Regions from separate parts of the Homo sapiens genome. Here region 2 is linked to region 1. The links are chromatin loops, found by intact Hi-C in ENCODE. Cell type or tissue: OCI-LY7. All regions are shown on one strand. Each heading gives the region's core, and the rest is flanking DNA. Links, peaks and the distances in the headings are about the cores only.

What was found. Hi-C counts contacts between places; a loop is a spot of excess contacts. Peaks named below come from ENCODE experiments on the same cell type or tissue, not always from the same donor. Only the 100,000 strongest peaks of a DNase experiment are listed, where the experiment ranks them.
Region 2: a loop joins it to region 1, with 3 times the contacts of the local background. A loop is called at or near these places in 11 of 110 quality-filtered maps.

Annotation. Positions count from the first base shown.
Region 1 is chr5:135,536,225-135,539,028 of GRCh38, reverse strand. No RefSeq gene overlaps it. Among named protein-coding and RNA genes, the nearest start is that of NEUROG1, 1.7 kb to the right of the region's middle. RefSeq lists an enhancer at 2,563-2,804. In OCI-LY7, for the core only: no CTCF peak of the experiment used is centred there; no DNase peak of the experiment used is centred there.
Region 2 is chr5:135,476,168-135,478,971 of GRCh38, reverse strand. No RefSeq gene overlaps it. Among named protein-coding and RNA genes, the nearest start is that of TIFAB, 25 kb to the right of the region's middle. In OCI-LY7, for the core only: no CTCF peak of the experiment used is centred there; no DNase peak of the experiment used is centred there.

The DNA of each region.
Region 1 (2,804 bases), core at 162-2,661:
TATGATGGAAGAACATAGAGTAGGGCCTGAAAGGACTCTTGAGTCTGGCCTAGTTTGACCACCAGCGATCCCTGGGGTAACCTGGAAAAAAGACCTCCCCATCTCCCACCTCAGTTTCCCATGTATGAGGTGCAGTGGATAGATGAATAATTTCCAAAGGTTCTGCTGGCACTGAACCCTGGCTTGCAAGACTCAGAGCCCATGATACCCATCAGCCAAGTTTATCACCCCTGTCACCCCAGTGTCCAGCACAGTGCCTGGCCCAGCACAGGCAATCAACATAGCCAATGGATTACTTCAAAATAATACAAGGATAATTCTCTATGCTTCAGCAACCTGAGGATTTAACTTGGTGTTTTATTTATGAAACCGCAGACACTAATCCTGGCTATCTGAAGCAGAAAAGCCCCACTAACGAAAGGCCCGCTATGGGAGGGCTCATGCAATCAGTGGGAAGGCTGGAGAACCAGGCTCAAAAAACAGATGGAACAAGGGCTGGCCCTGGGAAGAGTTCAGACAGGATGTCCACTGGTTCCTGGCCACCTCTTCCACCACTGGTCACTGGCTCTCCCGGGTTGTTGCCATGACACAAGTGAACTCTAGACTGTCACCAGCTCTGAGCCTAAATTGCAAATGGGGCAGCTAACTGCCTGTACTAAAATCTTTTGGCCACACCCTAATTGCTAGGAATGGGGAAGGGGTTCTCATGCATTCAAATTTCTCAACAGGAAAGCTCTTCACGTACCTGTCAGCCAAAAAAGTGACACTGGCCAAACCAATTCTCTCATTCAGGAATTTGGAAAACCATTTGTTGTAGTGGGTTGAAATAGTGGGCCTCCATAAGATATGTCCACCCAGAATCTCAGAATGGGACCTTATTTGGAATAAGCATCTTTGCAGATATAATGAAGGCAAGGGTTGCAAGATTAAATCATCCTGGATTAGCTGGGCCCTAAATCAAATGACAAGTGTCCTTACAAGAGACAGAGAAGGAGAAGACACAGAGAGGAAGGCCGCATGAAGAAAGGAGGCAGAGATTGGAGTGACACAGCTGCCAATCAATGAATGGCCAAGATGGCCAGGAGCCACCACTAGAAGCTGCAAGAGAGGCATGTCACAGATTTTCTCTCAGAGCCTCCGAAAAGGAGCCATCCCTGCCAAAAACTTGCTTACAGACTTCTGGCCTCTTGAACTGTAAGAGAATGAACTTCTGTTGCCTTAAACCCCCTAGTTTGTGGAATTTTGTTGTGGCAGTCCAAAGAAAGGAAGCTGACACAGGGAGAGAAACAGAGGTGGGGGGCAGAGAGAGGACCCTTGGGCTCCTGCTGGTTTACACAAGTCCTCGAAGCCCTTGAGTTCTTGAGAAGCCCCCGTATCCATCCAACAACTGCCCTTTCCTGAGTGAGCTGGTCGAAGCCACTTTCTGTGACTTCTAATAAATCTCGAGCCCTTATATATGACTGTGTCCTAGCCTTCCACTGAGATCAGGGGTACCTGCAGGGTGCAGTCGGGGAAGGGGACAGCTGGGCAGAGTCCCCTGAGCCAGAAGGCAAGCGCTGGTCAGTGAGTCGAGGTGGGAACTGCCACTACACAGCCCCCTTTCTCAAAGGGGCCAATCCCCCCCCAACCCAAAGAGTCAGCTAGGCTCCCATGGCAGCAGGCCAGGCATCCGGCCTGAGGCTACCACTTGGATATCAGGTGGGGGGCAGGCACTTTGCTGAAAGCTGCTCATTTTGTTTTTAATACCCTCATCCTATAATCGAGTGCTGTTCCTTACTATTTATCCTCCAAGTACAAAGTTGGGTGATGTCTGGGCCCCTGTGGCTCCTGGGTGAGTGTAGGTGACAAGAGAAAAGTAACTCCTGACATGCAGAGGGAAGACCTGCTGGAATAGGCGAGTTTAAGACACCGAAGGCGGGAGGGGGTTTGGAGGAAAGGGGTTCCACTGTCACCTGCTGCCCTCCAGGGGCCAGCTCTCTCTCGGGCCAGGGGAGCTGGATCCCCTGGCTGGCTCACCCTGAAGAGGGCCACAGAGGCTGCAAGCAGGGCTCCAAGAGACGGTGTGCAACGGATTTCTCCGGGCATGGGGCAGGCAAGGTTTCAGGAACGCCAAAGAAAAGGAAATTCTCATATTAATAATTATATTCTCATATTATTATTTATATAAATTCTCATATTATTAATTCTTATTAAGAATCTTGAGGTGACTTGTGGGCAGAGGTGCGGAGGAGGGTGGAGAAGGGAAGGGAAAGAAGGGAAGGGTGAGACCAAGACTCAAGGCAACCTGGGAAATCACCCGATCCTCTTTTCCACTCTCCTCTTCGCACTCCCCAGATGAAGGTCAGATTCTTTCCCGTTTCTTCATCAGCCTGAACGGAGCAGCGACACTTATCCTTGCCCTGCGCCCTGTGCCTCTGGCATGGCCACTCTCCAGTCTATTTGAAAATGATTTTCACCCTGTTCAGCGGATGCTGCACATTTAGTGTTCCACAAACATTATATCTGATCATCCTCCACAGGGTAAACTTTTGTCTCATCTTACAGGTGGGGAAAGCAATGCTCAGGGAAGTTAAATTACTCGTCCAAAGTCACGCGACCACTAAGCAGCTGGAGAGGGGATGCGAACCCAAACTCCAAGTACCCTCCAGGTTTCCGCAACTCACTGGGCGGCTCACACTTTCGCGCTCGCGCCCCGCCTCCCCGTCCCACCCCAGCGAGGGGCGCCCAGCCCGCCCCAAGAGGAGCGTGCCTCGGCCGCTAATCGCCCGCCGACCCCGCCTCTGTTTCACTGCCTGGAGACGCCC
Region 2 (2,804 bases), core at 16-2,515, 60 kb after region 1:
GTGGGGAGGTAGAGGGGAGGAGGCGACCTGGGAACGCCCCACCTTGAGCTGACCACCATGGTCAACCTATTGTTGTTTCCAGCTCAGACTATGGGCTTGAGACCACCGAGCACATTGGAAGCAGCAGCGTTTCTCAAAGTGCAACAGAATCCCCTAAAGGGGTGGAGAGGACTGTCACAAATGCCTTTTTCTGTGCCTCACCCCGCCACCACTTATCCCAACTTTCTGAGATAGCCCAGGAGCCTGCTCTTTTATGCATTTCAAGGTTGGGTTCTGATGCCTGTGGGTGTTGAGAACGGCTGTTTCTGTAGATTGTGAAAGCAATTTCGCAGATCAAGATGATCAGCATTTTAAACAATTGAATGAAATGAAATGGAATATCAGAATAGAAAATATCAGAAGACATCGCATAGAGTGAGAGGAAGTATTAGTTAATGCATCTTTTGCTTTCATTTTGTGTGTGTGTGTGTGTGTTTATATTGAGCTGCTATGAATTTTTTTAACTGTAGATTTCAGTAAAAAGAAGTAAAAAAAACCCAAAAAACAAAAAAACCCACATTCACAACATTTCAGCAACAAGGAGGTGTTAAAGCCCTCACAGGCACCCAATTCAATGAAATCTTAACCATAGCTGTTCCTTCAAGCCTATTGATCCTAAAACATCATGATCGCTGGAAGCCTGCCCTTTCCCAGAAGTCATCTGCAGACAAGTAGGAAGGTGCAGCCATCTGCTCTTCTGGGCGTTGACAGGCCCATTCCAGGCCCACACTGGGGCAGGTGTCAGAAAGGGGCCCCCAAAAGAGACTGCAGCCAGGGCTTGTATTGATGGCAAGAGCAGAGCCCCAAAGCCAGCCCCACAACCAGACTCAGAGTGTGGGGCAACGCAAAGGTGCCAGCAGCACTACCCTACCTTCTAGAGTTCATGGCCTGCATGGGAGAAAGGGGAGGAGGTGCAGGAAAGGGTGTGAGCCTGCAGTGAGGCAGCAGCCAGGGAGGAGTGGACAGAGGGCAGGCCTGGGCAGTGCAGGAGGGGGGCACCCCAGGCCAGGCAGACGGCCTTCCCGAGTGCCATATTCCCCAACCCTTGCAAGGCCAAGCCGTCCCTGCCCTCTCTGCCTTGGAAATCCCTTTGAGCTAGAGAGGGCAGATGGGGGTCAGAGAGTGATGAGCCCTGGCCCCAGCCCTGTTTGAAATCTCGGGCCAGGGGCGAGGCCTTCGAGGTGGGGTCGCCACCTCCAGGGCAGCGGCGTCCTCCAGACTAGGCCAGCTCGTTGCTAGGGCCCCTCTTCGGAGGCATCAGGTTATAGGGCCGCGTGGAGCAGCCCATCTGCCGGCTAACTTCTCACTTTCCCCCCTAAGGCTGCCTGTGACCCGGCTCCCCGGGCTCTGGCCCGTGTGTAAAAGTGGCGGGGGGCCTTTATTCCCACCGAGCCCCTTCTCAGCAGCTCGGCAGCCAAACTGCTCTTGGATTACATTTTGATGAGTTTTCAATTTAGGCTTAGCAGACAAGGGAAGGGAGGGTACGGGGGCAAGGCGGTGGGGGGGTGGGCAGGGGGCGGGCAGGGGAGCCAGCGGAATAAATGCAACAGATGGGTCCAATTGTACTGCCTAGGCAAATGAAGGAAGACATCTGTAGCTCCCGAATACTGGTGGTCTGAAACGCAATTAGCCCTCTGTGAAAGGGGCCCCTCACAGCCCCCTCGGCCAATCCCCTCCGAGGCACTGCTCACGTTACAATGGCCTTGACCACAATCCATTGAGTAGAAAAAGGAAAAAAGAAAAGAAAGAAAGAAAGATTAATCCAGGAGTTGCTGGGCGGTGGGGCTGCAAGTAGAGTTGCTATGCTGGAAAGGAAAGGTTACTTACGTTTCTGCTTTTCTCTTTTTTTGCTTCTCAAGATATCTACTGTAGGTCCTTATTCAAGAGAAGGAGAGAGGGGAGGGTCTCACTTTTTCGCTCGGTGAGGTTATATGGACCCACATCTCCAGTGGTTATTAATCTGCAAATTGCTCAGAAACCTCAATTTTCTACTGACTTGTTTGGGAAATAATGAATGAAGACACAAGTCCCTGCGGTTGAGACTGGGCCCCACCCCCTGCCCCCTGAGGAGTGAGAAAGCTGTTATGTGATAAGACCCCTTCTGCAAGCGATAATTATGATGGCTGCTGTGAGTTCCAGGGAGTTGTCTTGCACAGTTGGAAACGTGAGTTCTGCCCGATTCCTCTGAGTTCCTGCCTCCAAATTTCCTTCTTGTCCCGAGTGCTGGGGAGCCCCACTGAAGAAATGGGAAAGGATTTGGGCCTCAGTTATTCGTGCATATTTATGATTGATGGATCCTGGTAGAAAACGGGGTGGGGAGCTCAGTACAATAGTAGGGGCTACCCCTGGAGGGGGTAAGACAAGGGTACCTTTAAATTACCCTCCTGGCTTTGTTCCCCTCCGGGCTGGTCCTTGGCCATCTGACGGGGAGATGGCCGCTCCCCCAAAGAAGGTGAAAGAAAGCCCACGTTCTGGCGACCCCTTCTTGGGTTTCTCTGCCCGTGCCCTTCAGAGCCATCAGACGGCCCCTGAAGTGCCTGGGCTGGTGTCACAGGGTCCCCCCCAGGACATCCACAGCAGCTCAGTGTCTCCCTCACAAAGAATCTTTACAGACTAAGAACCATGGGGCACACTCCTGTTGTTTGTTTTGTTTTATTGTGGTAAAATATACATAATGTAAAATTTATTATTTTAACAATTTATTTTTTTTGAAATGGAGTTTTCGCTCTTGTTGCCCAGGCTGGAGTACAATGGCACAACCGCGG